Regions from separate parts of the Homo sapiens genome. Here region 2 is linked to region 1. Evidence: read pairs that join two places in POLR2A ChIA-PET (ENCODE). Cell type or tissue: GM12878. All regions are shown on one strand. Each heading gives the region's core, and the rest is flanking DNA. Links, peaks and the distances in the headings are about the cores only.

What was found. Peaks named below come from ENCODE experiments on the same cell type or tissue, not always from the same donor. Only the 100,000 strongest peaks of a DNase experiment are listed, where the experiment ranks them.
Region 2: POLR2A ChIA-PET joins it to region 1 with 12 read pairs; 11 of 35 experiments call an interaction of 5 or more read pairs at or near these places.

What each region holds. Positions count from the first base shown.
Region 1 is chr17:2,084,651-2,095,020 of GRCh38, forward strand. SMG6 (SMG6 nonsense mediated mRNA decay factor) reads right to left here. Exons shown (of 19, transcript NM_017575.5): 14 at 1,075-1,251. SMG6-AS1 (SMG6 antisense RNA 1) reads left to right here and starts at 5,088. Exons shown (of 2, transcript NR_199038.1): 1 at 5,088-5,119. RefSeq lists enhancers at 3,289-3,338, 4,700-4,879, 4,890-4,989, 5,010-5,109, 5,140-5,219 and 1 more. In GM12878, for the core only: no CTCF peak of the experiment used is centred there; DNase peaks (open chromatin) are centred at 3,161 and 5,021; H3K4me3 peaks cover 2,217 bases; H3K27ac peaks cover 4,323 bases.
Region 2 is chr17:2,220,496-2,225,495 of GRCh38, forward strand. All of the region lies in intron 10 of SMG6 (SMG6 nonsense mediated mRNA decay factor), which reads right to left. Among named protein-coding and RNA genes, the nearest start is that of SMG6, 81 kb to the right of the region's middle. In GM12878, for the core only: no CTCF peak of the experiment used is centred there; a DNase peak (open chromatin) is centred at 2,696; H3K4me3 peaks cover 1,538 bases; H3K27ac peaks cover 2,428 bases.

The sequences.
Region 1 (10,370 bases), core at 2,715-7,714:
GCGCTTGAGACTGCTGCAGGCCAAATGACTGTGTTGGCCTATGGGTGACCTGGCCCCTGGCTAGAATCGCTTCCGTCCCTTCCCTTAGTCCCATGTTCCTTCCCACCTAAGTCTCTTGTCTTTAACACTGTGGGGTAAAAAGAAGAGTCAACCTTCAGGTAAAAGTGAGGTGTGTGTGAACACACATCCAGACAGAAATACCCACACCCAGACACACAGCAGGGCAGCTGGAAGTGATACTAAATGCATACATGCTCCAACAACATCACACTCACAACCACTCAGAACCCACAGAGAGCAGGGAAGCTGGCAGCAGTGTTTACTTAAACTGACACACAAACCCAGCACACACAGACCCACATCAACAATCACTCCCAGAAAGACACAAATAGGCAATGGCAATATATAGGGCAGGGCAACTGCCAGTGGACTATTGCAGGGGCGGGTACACAGGCTCATGCATGTGCATGCGCGTGCGCACACACACACACAGACGCGCACACACACACACAGACACACACACACGAGTCTGGAGTGAAGCAAGGGCTACAGGAACAACCAAGGGCAAACAAACAAGAGGAGAATTCCTTAATCACATCAGGATGTGCAGGAGGGAGGGAGGGAACAAGGGAGGGAGGGTAGGGCAGGGGAGGGGTGATTTTCCACACAGGGCCAGCAATGTCAGCTCTTCCTGTACGTGTGCTGGAGGCTGGAGTTCAGGCCTGTGCTGCATTGGGCTCCACACATCTATAAACTTGATCCTGACCACCCCCCTCTCCCTTTCCTAAGCCTCGAGAGCTGCACATTATTCAACTCCTTTCTTTCTTTTCCTCCCTTCTCCTCAATGCAGCATTAAAAGAAGCATCTGGAACTCGTAGTGGAGTAGGATGGAGGCACCGGGGTGGACTGGCAGGAAGGGGCACCATCAGAGCACACTCTCGAGAAGCTGGCTGGTCACATTAACACAGACGCTGTTCTCTGTGCTCATAAATAAGCAGGAGGAAAAGCTGAAGCCACGAGCAGAATGGGGAGGGGGCCTTCCCTCTGCCACAGCGGGCTCTTCCCGCATAGTACCTCATCTTCCAGTCGTGTTCCCTCTTGGCTTCCCATTTCCTTTCCCATGGTGTCTGGGACGGGTGCCACTGACACATACTTTCCACCCTTGAATGCCAGCAGAGGCTCTTCTTGTCCACAAAGGGCTTCCAGAAAATACTTCAGCACTGTGACCCTTTTGCAGTCAGCTGCAATAACCTACAGGGTGAGAGGGAGAGAAGAAAAACAGCATTTTCTGAAAGGGAAGATGGAGACGAGATGTTGCTTGCCGGCTGAGGGGCACAGGGGAACTGTGTCAAAGCTACCAGGCAAGGGGGTCAGAATGAATGACGGGGTGCGGAGGGCACAAGGGCATGTCAGGTGGTAAGTGAGGGCCCAGGGCAGGCTGAGGATCAAGATCTTCTGAGGTTATCTCTCCTTAGGTTATCTCTGGGGCAGCAGACAACCCCAGGGACCAGTGACAGGTGCCTTACATTTATTTGAGTAAGGTCCTGATACAAAACAGAATATATGACATATCTTCTAAGTTTGGTCTAGAACCAGCAGAGGGAAGAGTGGAGTGCTTTCACAGCATAGAGCTTTCTGGGGCCCCTCGCTGCCACTCTCCACTCCTCTCCCAGCACCCCTGCTCCAGACTCCCAAAAGGAGAATTTTCAGCCCAAGTGCAAATTGAATGCTAAGGGCTTTCTTGGCTGTTTCATTTCAACCAGATCATTTTGGGCTTCCCCTGACAGGTTCCTGCCCTATCTAAGAGCTCCTCATGCTCAAGAGACTAGAGTCAGGCAGGAAATTGTCAGGAGAGAGACAGGCAGAGCAGGTGGGGATGTTTCACCAAAGCTATACTCTTTCTGACGTTTACGCCAACCTGCTCCCATGTGGCCACATCAGCACACAAGTCAGTGCTGTCAGAGAAGCTTGGGCTGATTTAGCTGAGATGAAACTCAGTATCTTGAGCAACAGTCAAATGTGTAAGTGTCTCAGATTAAGTGTCCACCGTCCCCCAGTCTGGGCCCCCCTTCTGGAGGCACCACACCTGCATGCCCTCTCCTCCACACCCGTTTGCTTGGCTCACACTCTCCTCCATGCTTGCCCCTGTGTGCCCTTCTCTTCATCTCTAGCCTCCAGCATCCTCTTCTCCCTACTGGCTGAGTGCTCACCAAGGGAGAGGGGCCCTGCTGGATCTGGAGCTTGAAAGCTGAAGGCCATTCCACATGGGAAACACACGTCCGTGGCCAGACGTGCCACAGGGGACGGCCCCTTCATCCTCACTGACTAGCCCCTGCCTCTCTTTTAATGCATCCTCGTTTCTTAGTGTGAAAGGAACTTCACAGTAATAAGCCTTCTATCTGCAGCACATAGGGAAGTACTAACCTGGAGACTACTGATGATCATTTTACAGGTGCAGGTGTTCTCTCTCTCATGTGGACAGCAACCCCTCTGGTGGCAAAGCCTAAATCTCATCGTTTTCGTACGTCACTGGCAAGAATTGTAAGGACAAGCTGTGCACACAGTAGGCTCACAGTAAAGACGGACAGCCCAGGGAAGCTCGGCTGGGTACCACAGAGAGCAGATGAAGCAGGCATGACCCATGTTCTCTAAGACAGTGGAAATAAATGAGCACCGCTGTGCAGGCTGGCTGCCCAGGAAAGTGCGGCACACACCGGTCAACTGTGTGCTCTGTGGCTGCATCCTCTGCCACCTTCACCAAAAAGCCAACCCCGCTTTCCTACACGGTCTAGGAGTGTTCTCTGCTTTCTCTCACCATTGGCCCTGTTACCATTATAGGCTGGAATCTCAAGCTAAGTACTTTGACCACCTTCACCTGAGAGGTTGATGTAGAAGGTTCTCGGCTACCCAGAAGGGCTTAGAAAAAGTTCAGCCCCTTGAGCTTGGGGTGCCTGGTCCTGGGCTTGCCTCCGTGAAGGAGAAGGGAAGCTTGTCTTGGCCCAGGGCAGGTAAGCCTGGTTCCATTGCGTGTATTCAAACATGTGATGAGGAAGGCTAGAAATACAGAAGCAGGGGCTAAAAGGCATTAAAGAACAGAGCCGAAATGAGTAATAGCCTGGCAGGCAGCACGCACAGTGGCCTCCCTGCATCTCCAGCCTCTCACTTGCATAGGAAACTTCTGCATTTCCACAAGACTGCCAGTTTCCTCTCTGTGGTCTAATTTTAACCACCTTGTCGTTACAGTGTGTGTCAGCCACCTGACCCCACTATGACCTCTGACCTTACGCCCCAGCTACTGCTTGCACTATGGAGAATTATGTAATGGGTCCAGGATTTTCCTTCTTGGTGTGAGGCTGCTGCCACTGAATGGAGAGGAGAGGGGAGCTAAGGAGTGAGAAGAGGACAGAGGAAAAGCTTGCAATTGTCCTTGGCCTCACCTGGACGATGAGAGGTACACTGGCACCCCTGCTAAGTGTGCAGAGGAAACCTGCCCAGGACAGGAGTGTGCCACGGACACATGCACAGACAGGCGGGCAGGAGTGTTGCTGCTGCTAGAGCACGGGCTACATGGTATGCTGCGTGGCTAAGAAAGCATGGTTTCTGGCCGACAGGGAGAAAAGCCACATGTGTGGATGTGGGACTCCTGGAGATGGGGATTTCCAGGGCACAGCAGGACCCAGGGATGTGGACATCCTGAGGCCACCTGCAGCACTTCCTTACAGGGTCTGTGGGAATTGCCTATTCCATGGACACAAGCAACGAGGAGTAGCCCTCTCCCAGTTTTCATTTCCGCCCCATTTAGAAGGAAATTGGTTTCCTTGGGGATTGTGTCTGTCATAGCTATTAGTTCCTTCTCTAGGACAAGGACAACTGCTGGCTGATATGCAAAAGGCTGTGATCTACTGGGGTCTCTGACCTGGTGTTAACAGGCCTGGAAAGGATTCTACCTGTTTGGAGAGAGAAAGGTTGTCTGTCTTTTGGAAGAGTACCCTGTCCTTTGCAATCCAAGCAGCAGGGAGGATGGTCAAAGCTGTGTAAAGTGTACTGTGGGAGTGAGAAGTGCACAGTCTGAGCTCTTTAGTAGATGGAGAAACTGAGAGGCAGAATGTCCAGGGCTTGCCCAGAGGCACAGAGAAACCTTCTGTCTGTAGCTCACTGGCCTGTCTGCAAAAGCATTCTGTCTTAACTTGGGGGGAATAAGCCCACTGGGGAGAGGACCACCGCTCTCTTGATGCTGGAGTTCTGTAGGAGACTTACGGGAATATTCTCCTAGACAAAGCCTCCAGCACTTGAGTCAGGGAAAAAGCAACACAAGACAGTTTAAATACAGTTAATAAGAGACTTCATAATGAAAGAAGCCTTTCAAACCACTGACAAAAAGCCAATTCCAAGATGATCTTTGCTTGGTCTAGGAGGACTTCCTGGTAGGAGAGGGGTTAAAGCTGGACTCCCTGCTTGGAGAGGAAGGACTCCAGATGAAGTCTGTGACATCATCCCCACAGTTAACTCTGCTCGTGAGCACATTTTTCCACTCTATATCAATGAAAACCAGAGAATGTAAGTGGCATGTATATCGCAGCTCTGGGGGCAAACTCTGGATCCTCCAGAGGAGAAAGAGCTGGGCGGGAGAGGCTCCCTTCCTGGGCTACATTAGCACGTGGGGCTGGACTGGGGATAGAGGCGACTAAAAGGGCCGCCAGCCAGGGAACACCCTGGGGAGCCTACGGACCTCTCCTCTGCGGTGTACCTTCTCAGTCACAGTCCTGACCCTTCTGGAGGGAGATGCACTGTGTAGGCGATTGTCAAGAATTCCCAAGTTAATTGACAAAATATCACATACAAATCATTTCAATCAGCTTGGGAAAGAAAACTGGGGCTTTAGGTCAGGGAAGAGCTGAAAGAAAGCCCCTTTCCCTTCCCCTGAAGATTGTCGGAGGCAGCTTACCACTGCAGCAGGAACTGAAACCTTTAGCTTTAGGGCTCCAGTTATCACTCTAATCAAGTCCACACGCAAAGAACCAAGCAGAAAGGAAAACTGAAAGTGAGATGTGGAGAGGCGATACCGGAGGCTGTTCTCTCCTAGGCTCAGTTCCTTAGAGAGAGATAATGTAAGCATCGGGTAAGTAGGGGCTGGAGCCAAGGGGAGCGAGGAACAAAGGAGAAAACCTCTAGGTCAAGAGAGTAGACTGGGTTACTGTTCTGGGGTATTTAAGGTGGAGAGGTGGAGAAGTAAAGAAAAATGGTGTTTCTTGACTGGGCACGGTAGCTCACGAATGTCATGTCAGCACTTTGGGAGGCCAAGGTGGGCAGATCACCTGAGGTCAGGAGTTCAAGACCAGCCTGGACAACATGGTGAAACCCCATCTCTACTAAAAATACAAAAATCAGCCGGGTGTGGTAGTACATGTGGTAGTCCCAGCTACTAGGGAGGCTGAGGCAGGAGAATCGCTTGAATCTGGGAGGTGGAGGTTGCAGTGAGCCGAGATTGCACCACCGCACTCCAGCCCAGGCAACAAGGCGAGACTCTGTCTCAAAAAAAAAAAAAAAAAAAAGGAAAGAAGAAAAAATGGTGTTCTCTGAAAACTGGTGACTCTTCACAGCCACTCGGTAGGGAACAAGCACAGTGTGGGTAGAGATGCCCGGCGGGGGAGGGGGGTTGGGGAGAGAAAACGAGCTATATGCTGCTTTATGAAGGTAGGGAGGGTAAGAGAGAACGGGAACTAAGCACCAGGTATCACATACTCATGTGCTCTGAGTTGCAAGACTTAACACCTCAGGGCAGCCCCGGGGAAGGGAGAAAACCTCCAAATCTAGCCAGGGAATATGAGGAAGGGCTGGAGAGCCAGGACCCTGGATGCAAGCTCTAGGGAGTGAGGGACTCGCTCTATCGTTACCTGGTCCCCGTTTTCTCCAAACAGGCTTCTTGGAAGGCACAACCATGGTTACTAGTCATTTTGCAAAATTTCTTTTTCTGAATTTTTGGTTTGGAGAAATCGGAGTTTAAACTTGTACTATCAGCCAGTTCTTTTTTCTAGTCTTAACAGTCCAGCTTGCTACTGCTCCTCTGGTTAAAGAGAACAATCACACGGGTTTCCCCCCACAAACTCAAGTTTACAGGTTGTTTTTCTTGTTTCTCTAAATGGAGCCAATTATTCTCACATTTGTTGAAACCTTCAATCAAACTTTATAGCTTGTTAATTTTACAGAATGTCCTTAGAGCAAATAAGATGCAGACAGGAACATGAAGTCTTTCTGAGATTATTAAGAAACCTTAAAATAGCCTACAAATCCAACACCAAGGCTGGTAAAATACAGGCTGCTTGGCTGGCTTCTGAGGTCAATTAGCAATGGGTTAATTATCATCTTTAATGAGCCAAACCTCCAGGATTGGCCACAAGAAATTTAACTCAGACTAATGTGTTTTCACAAACTGGGAACCTCTAGTTATGCACTACTCACCCTCAGAGGAAACTGAAGGGTGGGAAGCTCAATTCTGTAGCAGCCAAGGGTGGGCCAGCCTACGAAGGGGTCTGCCAATGGAAGTTCAGACACAAGAAATAAAAAATACCACACAGGGAATCCTCTGGAGCTGGGAGGACAGAGGAAATGGTTTATTCACATTCCTAGGGGGAGGGGCCTCCTGGCAGGAAGCAGACTCCAGAAGGCAGGAGCGAAACTGGCCACAAGGATGCACAGTCAGTCTGAAGACACAGGCAGTAGCTTAGGATGGGGAGACAGACATTCACAGCCTACTTGAGTCAGAAGAAGTTGGTATGAAATTGAGAAAGAGGCTCATGGGTCAGAGAGGAGGGAAAGAAAGAACCTGTGCAGGGGCTGAATGATAAGGGGGACAGAGTGAGAAAAAGCACACATCCTTGGACCAGATGCATCTCCTGACAACCTCGGAGCATACTGTCCAAGGGATCAATTCAAACAGTATTTCACTCTTTCCCTACCCCTGCTATAGCTGGGCCTCTTTCTATGTAAAGCGTTAAGTACAGGCTACTTTCTCAGTCTTTTTGCTTTTTTTTTTTTTTTGAGAGAGAGTCTCGCTCTGTTGCCCAGGCTGGAGTGCAGTGGTGCGATCTCGGCTCACTGCAAGCTCTGCCTCCCGCGTTCACGCCATTCTCCTACCTCAGCCTCCCGAGTAGCTGGGACTACAGGCACCCGCCACCACGCCCAGCTAATTTTGTGTGTGTGTGTGTTTTTTTTTAGTAGAGACGAGGTTTCACCGTGTTAGCCAGGACGGTCTTGATCTCCTGACCTCGTGATCCGCCCGCCTTGGCCAACCAAAGTGCTGGGATTACAGGCGTGAGCCACTGCGCCTGGCCCCTTTTTCTTTTTTTTTTTTTGAGACAGAGTCTTGCTCAGTCACCCAAGCTGGAGTTGCACTGGCATGATCTCAGCTCACTGCAACCTCCGCCTCCCGGGTTGAAGCGATTCTCCTGCCTCAGCCTCCTGAGTAGCTGGGATTACAGGTGCGCACTACCATGCCTGGCTAATTTATGTATTTTCAGTAGAGACGGGGTTTCGCCATGTTGGCCAGGCTGGTCTCGAACGCCTGACCTCAAGTGATCCACCGCGCCCGGCCTTTCTCAGTCATTTCTAATCCCGGTGTCCAGATCCAACCCTCCGTAGTCCTATGGTTGGCCTGTGCTAGCTGAAGGGTCATTGGGTCACAAGATGAAATGCTAACATCATTGGTCCACCCACAGCAACCACACCATTCCATGTGTCTGGTCCCAACAGCTGTGTTTTCTTCTTAGAGGAGGCAATGAGGGCCATTATCAATCAGCCAGCATTGCACAGATGCCTGCTGTCCCCACCTGTAACCACCAGGTGTGTGCTGAAGTCTCTTAGAGAAGGGGAGGTGGGAACTGGCAAATGGTCAGATGGCAAGACCTGGTGCTGGTGGGGAGACTATCCCAAGACAGGGTTACTGAAGATCCCAAAAGGTACACGTATATTTGGCTACTAGGAAGGAGACGATGTTCACACTGAAGGGAGAACCAGGGGAACAGGGGAGTTGTGAAGCACACACAGGAAGTAATGAGGTAAATAAAGTATAAAAAACAGGGCCATTCTGGCAAGAGGCAAGACAAGGCAATACAGGAGGTTGGACAAGAGCCTGGGCTTCATAGTTACACAGACGTGAGTTCAAGTACTAACTGCCACTTCCTGGCTGTTTATCCTTAGACAAGTTACTTAACCTCTCTGAGCCTTTGTTTGCTCAAGTTGTTTGTGAGGTTTAAAAGATAATACAGGCCGGGTGCAGTGGCTCATGCCTGTAATCGCAGCACTTGGGGAGGCTGAGGCAGTGGATCACCTGCGGTCAGGAGTCCGAGATCAGCCCGGCCAACATGGTGAAACCCCATCTCTACTAAAAATACAAAAATTAGCTGGGTTAGTAGCGGGCTCCTGTAATTCCAGCTACTCAAGAGGCTGAGGCAGGAGAATCTATTGAACCCAGGAAGTGGAGGTTACAGTGAGCTCAGATCGTTCTATTGCAATCCAGCCTGGGTGACAGAGCAAGACTCTGTTGCAAAAAAAAAAAAAAAGATAAGACAAGCCTGGGCAACATAGTGAGACTGTGTCTGTCAAAAACAAACAAACAAACAAAAAAGCTGGGCATGGTGGTGCAACACACCTATGGTCCGAGCTAACTAGGAGGCTGAGGTAGGAGGATTGCTTGAGCCGGGGAAGTCAGAGCTGCAGTGAGCCATGAGCACGCCACTGCACTCTAGCCAGGGTGACAGAGTGATATCGTGACTCAAAAAGAAAAAAAAAGACAGAGGGAATACATATCAAATACTTAGCGAGATGCCTGGGCCCAGTAGGTGCTCGATAATTGAGCAGCTGGCATTTTTTTTTCCTCTTATCTCCACTCTCTTCAGAGGTGGGAGGGGCACTGCCTAACATGGCTGAGCTGTTTGGAAGCCAGTCTGAGAGGCAAGGTGGGAAGCATGGGGCTGGCACATAGCCTAGGGCCAAGGGGAGAGGCCCTGGAATGCTTACCTGGCTGTTGAAGCTGCAAAAAAAATTTTTTTTAAATTTGTCCAGGCTGGAGTTTGCAGTGGCGTCATCATGGCTTGCAGCAGGCTCAGTCTCTTGAGCTCAAGCGGGAAGCTGGCTAATTTTTAAAAATTGTTTTGTAAAGATGAGGTCTTGCTATATTGTTGGTCTCAAACTCCTGGCCTCAAGTGATCCTCCCACCTTGGCCTCCCAAAGCACTGGGATTACAGGCACGAGCCACCACTCAGGGCCTGAAATATTTTATTCAGAACTAAGGTGCTAGATCCAGGCTACTGGGCTGGCCAAGCAGGGGAGGAAAGACCTTGCCTCTCTTCAGCAATCCCTCTCCCTATTCTTCAGAAAGACTCCGGACCTAACCATAGGTATGCATGCATTACTCCAGTAATCTAGAGAGGCTCCAAGGTCCCGGGCTTCGGAACAAGCGGGCCACTAATAAATGTATCAGAAATACAGTCACAATTGCCTTGTCCATGAGGTCCCTTCACAGTGGGGTACGGGCGGTGGCTCTGCCTTTGCTAGTGGGATCGTTGAGGGTTTGAGGAGGCCCTGCAAACCCTGCAACGTAACTTTCTTTCTTTTTTTCTGAGATGGAGTCTGGCTCTGTCACCCCAGGCTGCGGTGCAGTGGCGAGATATCAGCTCACTGCAACCTCCACCTCTTGGGTTCAAGAGATTCTTCCTAAGTAGCTGGGGCTACAGGCACGTGCCACCACACCCAGCTAAGTTTTGTATATTTAGTAGGGATGGGGTTTCACCATATTGGCCAGGCTGGTCTCTAATTCCTTACCTCAAGTGATCCACCTGTCTCGGCCTCCCAAAGTGCTGGGATTACAGGCGTGAGCCACTTTGCTTGGCCAACAGTATCTTATTTTATTCTAAGATGGGGTCTTGCTTTGTTGCCCGGGCTGCTCTTGGCTACTCCGAACTCCTGGCCTCAAGGAATCCCACTGCCTTAGCCTCCCAAAGTGCTGGGATTATAGGTGTTAGCCACCGTGTCCAGCCTGGTATCTTTCTTAAATAAGACCCAGCTGGATCCTTGCCTCATGTCTCCCAATATGAAAGTAGTGATGAGAAGATCCCCAATATGGTATTTTCTACCCACCTGAATTTCCTGAGCTTAGATGTTCCAAACAAAGCCAGATAGGAGTCTGGTCTTCCATGGGCAGAGTAAGCTTGCTCTTCTTGAACTGTTCCTTCATGGACAGAAACTATTCTTTTCTAGAGCTCTCGGCTCCGGCTGTACCAGAAAGGTACATTCTCAGCGGCAAAAGCGTCACAGAGAGCAAGCTATAGGCAGCAGTAGCTCGGGCTTCAGTCCAATTCTGCTTCCCCTGCAGA
Region 2 (5,000 bases), core at 1-5,000, 130 kb after region 1:
GGCATGCGCTTGTAGTCCCAGCTACTTGGGAGGCTGAGACAGGAGGATCACTTGAGCCCAAGAGTTCGAGGCTGCAGTGAGCTATGATCATGCCACTGTACTCCAGCCTGGGCAACACAGTGAATATACATAACAATAAAAACATTCATATGAGAACATGATTCAGTTTATACTAGGTTGGTACAAAAGTAATTGCACTTTTTGCCATTACTATTATTTGTATGTAAATTACAAATGTTTACAAAGAATTTTATAGCTTTGTATACTTGTAAGTAAAAATAGTAGAATCAAACATTGTATAGTCAGTATCTTTTCAACTGTGTAAAAACTCCTTGAATATTTATACATCGTATAGGAAAGAATGTCACTGCCAGAAGTTGGTTTCTACTTTACCTTTTTTAGTACTTTCAATGAAACCCAAAATGTTAAATCCTTTAAAAAAAATCATTTAGTTTTCATAAATAGGACAGAATTGCTCCAGTTAGGTGAATGTAAAAATATGATATATGAGTAGGGAAATAAAAAAGTATTTCTAGTCAGGAAGAAAGGACAGAGAGTAAAAGATGAAAGATTCAAGAGACCAGAAAGGACTGAACTTACGCTGTTCTATAGAAATTTACTTTCCAGAGCCCCAATGATATTTACTCCAGGGTTAAGAGCTGATATGGTTTGGATTGTGTCTCCACTCAAATCTCATGATGAATTGTAATTTCCAGTGCTGGAGGTGGGGCCTGGTAGGAGGTGACTGCATCCTGGGGTGGTTTCTGATGGTTTAGCACCATCCTCCTGGTGCTATCTCCTGATGGAGCTCTCGGGACATCTGGTTGTTTTAAAGTCTGTAGCCCCTCCCCCTTCACTCTCTTCCTCCTGCTCCAGCCATGGAAGACGTGCCTCCTTCCTCTTTGCCTTCCACCATGATTGTGATTCTCCTGAGGCCTCCCTAGCCATGTTTCCTGTACAGCCTGTGGAACTATGAGCCAATTAAACTTCTTTTCTTTATAAATTACCCAGCCTCAGGTATGTCTTTATGGCAGTATGAGAAAGGATTAATACAACAGTAGATACCAAAGCACATTTAATGGATTTTACTTTAATGCCAGATGTAAAATATGCATTTGGAAATTATGCTTTCAAGAAAGTCACCTTAACAAAAAACAAGGAAAGACAGTAAGATTATGAGCAGTAACCTAGTTAACAGATGCCCCTGCCCTTGCCATTCAATCTTCATTGTCCAGGCTGACCTGCTGACAGATTATTCTTTTTTTTGAGACGGAGTCTTGCAATGTTGCCCAGGCTGGAGTGCAATGGGGTGATCTCGGCTCACTGCAAGCTCCACCTCCCGGGTTAACGCCAGTCTCCTGCCTCAGCCTCCCAAGTAGCTGGGATTACTACCATGCCTGGCTAATTTTTGTATTTTTTAGTAAAGACAGGGTTTCGCCATGTTGGCCAGGCTGGTCTTGAATTCCTGAGCTCAAGTGATCCACCTGCACTGGCCTCCCAAAGAGCTGGGATTACAGACGTCGGCCACGGCACCTGGCCTCAAATTATTCTTTGACTTGAACTTGATATAACGCATGTTTACTGAGAAGTTACAACAGGTCAGGGACTGTTTTAGATGTTCACAATGTATCAGTGGATAAAACAGACCAGAGACCCCTATAAGCAGGGAGCTTACATTCTTGCAGAATAGTAGAGGAAAATAAATAATAAACATATACACATTAATTATCTAGTATTTAGAAAATAAATCAATAGAATTGGAAGATAAAGAGTGCAGGTTTGGAGTAGAATGCAGCAGTGTTAAATAGGATGGTTGGGGCAGGTCTCACAGAAGTAACATTAAGCAAAGACTTATAGGAGGCGAGGTATTCACCAGACAGATGGCTGGATGCAGAACATTCCAAACAGAGAAAACAGCTAATGCGAAGGGCCAAAGGTGGGAGAGTCCCCAGCTTAGCAGAGAACTTGCAAGAAGGGTAGTGTGGCTGAAGCAGAGTAACCAAGCCATGGGGAGAACAGTCGTGAATGAGCTCAGAGAGAGGCAATGCGGGGGCGGGGGGGGGGGGGGGGGGCAGGAGAAGAGGTCCATATATGAAGGCCTTGTAAATAATGTGGCTTTTACACTGAGTGAAATGGGAAGTCAGTGAAGGATTTTGAACACAGCAGACTCTGTATGTAATGTGTCTGTGTGTGCATGTTTGGGAAGGAACGAGAGAGGTAAGGGGTACAAAAAGAGACCACTTAGGAGTTTCAAGACTTTCTTTCCAAGTTTAAAAAGAAGTTTTATCCACAAGGGGTATTCAGGCCATGTTTGCAAACACAGGTTTTCTCTTCCAATGAGGAATATTGAAGAATGTGTCAATGGCCTACAACTGTATCCCTAGCAGGCATCTGAAAAATAATACTTACGAAACATTTTCCTCTGCTCATTGCCCTGACATGAGTTCTGGGCATCACCCTCTCTCAGGGGAGAGGTGAAAAGAGGTTATGTGGAACAGACAGTGATAACAGGATGACGTCACAGGTGTGCCTCAAAGAAGTCCCTGGTGAGCTGGGCTCATAACTACTCTGCAGTGATTTATTCGACCCTGCCAGCTCCAGCTGGAGAAGAGATGCAGAAAGCTGACACAGCCTAAAGCCCTGGGCAGGCATTATAAGATCTTTCTCCCTGCAGTCCCCTGCCAGCTCCTCCCCTCTTTCAACCACTGATCCTTGCCTCAGAAGCCAAAGTGTGAACAGCACGTGTCCGGATTTCAGAAACCTGCCCAGCAGTTGGAAATTCCCTGCAGCGTGTCAACTGCTACATCTGCTGTTGGCACTTGGGGCAAAGGGATCACACGCGCATATTTTCTGAACATAAGCTTCAAGATATGAGTCTTATATTTGAAGAGGGGACTAAACAAGCCAGAACACTCCAATTACAGTAAATGCATTCCTAAATAGACGACAATCTGCCTTCTGAAAAGGAAACTGAGACATACAAGCAAACCGAATAGCACTAAGAACAGCAGTAGTCAAGAACAAAAGCACAGAGAACCCTGACTAATGGAAAGGATTTCATGGGCCAGCAAGGTTCACCAGATATATAATGTGATGTAGCTGAAACAACAGAGTACTCTTTTCCAAATCTCTAACTCACATCTTTTTGTCAATAAATGGCTCCTATCACTTCAGCTGCAGCCTTTCCTCTCCACTCCTTTGATCTTTCTTCCCCACCCAATTAGCCCTCTAAGTGATATTCTATACACTGGACACCTCTTGGAAAAATGAAAAAATGTGAGCCCAATGACACCATTTGCCATAAGACTGAGCTGTAAATGGGCAGGAGCTGGAAAAGAAACTAATCTTTGGAAGAGCAAACTACATGCCCTTGCCACCCTGGATGTAGGTGCCCAGTCACACTGCTCATGGGCATCACAGGCAGAGCAAAAAAAAAGAAAAGAAAAGAAAGAAAGTCTGAGTAAGTCTGATGGAACAAGGAAATCCCAGCTTCCTCTGGTAGTACGGCAGACTAGACACCTAGATCCATTCTCCCAATCAAACAGCTCATTATTCTGAAAAAAAGAGTATGTTAAACATCTTTTTGAAAAGCATTCGTGAGCTAGTAAAATAAAAGAAAATCCTTTGGTCAGAGATTGAATAAAGATGGGAAACCAGATAGGTAAGTGTGGCATTACAAACAGCCTTTACCCTAAGAACATTTGCTACCTGATGAACTCGAGCTTTGCTTTCCAAGGCTGCATGGACACAGCCAAGATCCTTATCATAAAGCTAGGGTCCCACAAGGCTACACCCCAAATACACCATTTCAGATTATGGAGTCTCTAAAATGCCATGTTGAATATATTTTAGAGAAATAAAAGACAAGCTCACAAGTATATTTGGGAAATAAGAAACCATAAAGAAAGTCAAAGCAGATTTGATTTAAAAAATATATGGAAATAAAAAATTTATTAAAATTAAAAACATTGTCAATGGGGCATATTTAATAGAAGGTTAGATATAGCTATGGAAAGGTTCAATGAACTGAAAGATAGTTAAGGAAATTATCTGGAATGTAGCACAAAAAGAAGGGAGTCAGAAAAATCAAAGAAAGGTTTAAGAGACATCAAAAACTAAGCCTGATGTATGTCTTATCAGGGTCACAGAAGGAGAAGAGAAAGCATGGGGAGATGCAGTCTTTGAAAAAAGACACTAAGAGTTTTCCAAAACTGATAGGAAAACCAACCAACCAACCAACCAACCAACCAACCAACCTCATAGGTTACATGAAGCCCGACAAATACTTCGCAGGAATAATTTTTAAAAATCCAAACCTAGACCAATCACCAAAACTGTGGAACATCAAAGATTTTAAAAAGACCTGGAAAGCACCTAGAGAGAAAAGACAGGCTGCTTTCAAAAGAGAAACAAAACAGATAGCTGACTTTAATCAACAACAGTGAAAGCCCAAAGATGTAGTAACCTATCTTCAATGGGCTGAGCAAAAGTAACTGTTAGGCTAGAATTCTATTACTGGAATAAGGGTAAAATAAAGCATTTTCAGACAAATAAAAAAATGAAGAATATTTGCCTTCAAAAGAACTTCACTAAATACATTCTAAATATAAATAGTATACTTCAGGCAGAAAGAAAATGATCCCAGATAGAGGGTCTGAAATGCAAAAGTGAATTTAACAGTAAATATACAGGTGAGTTAAGGCCAGGCGCAGTGGCTCACACCTGTAATCCCAGCACTTTGGGAGGCTGAGGTGGGGAGATCACTTGAGGTCAGGAGTTCGAGACCAACCTGGCCAACAAGGTGAACTCCATCTTTACTAAAAATACAAAAAAAAGAAAAAAAGAAAAAAAAAAAAAGAAAAAGCTGGGTGTGGTCATGCCCTTGTAATCCCAGCTACTCAGGAGGCTGAGGTACAAAAACTGCTTGAACCTGTGAGGCAGAGGTTGCAATGAGCCAACACTGCACCACTGCACTCCAGCCTGGGTGACAGAGTGAGCCT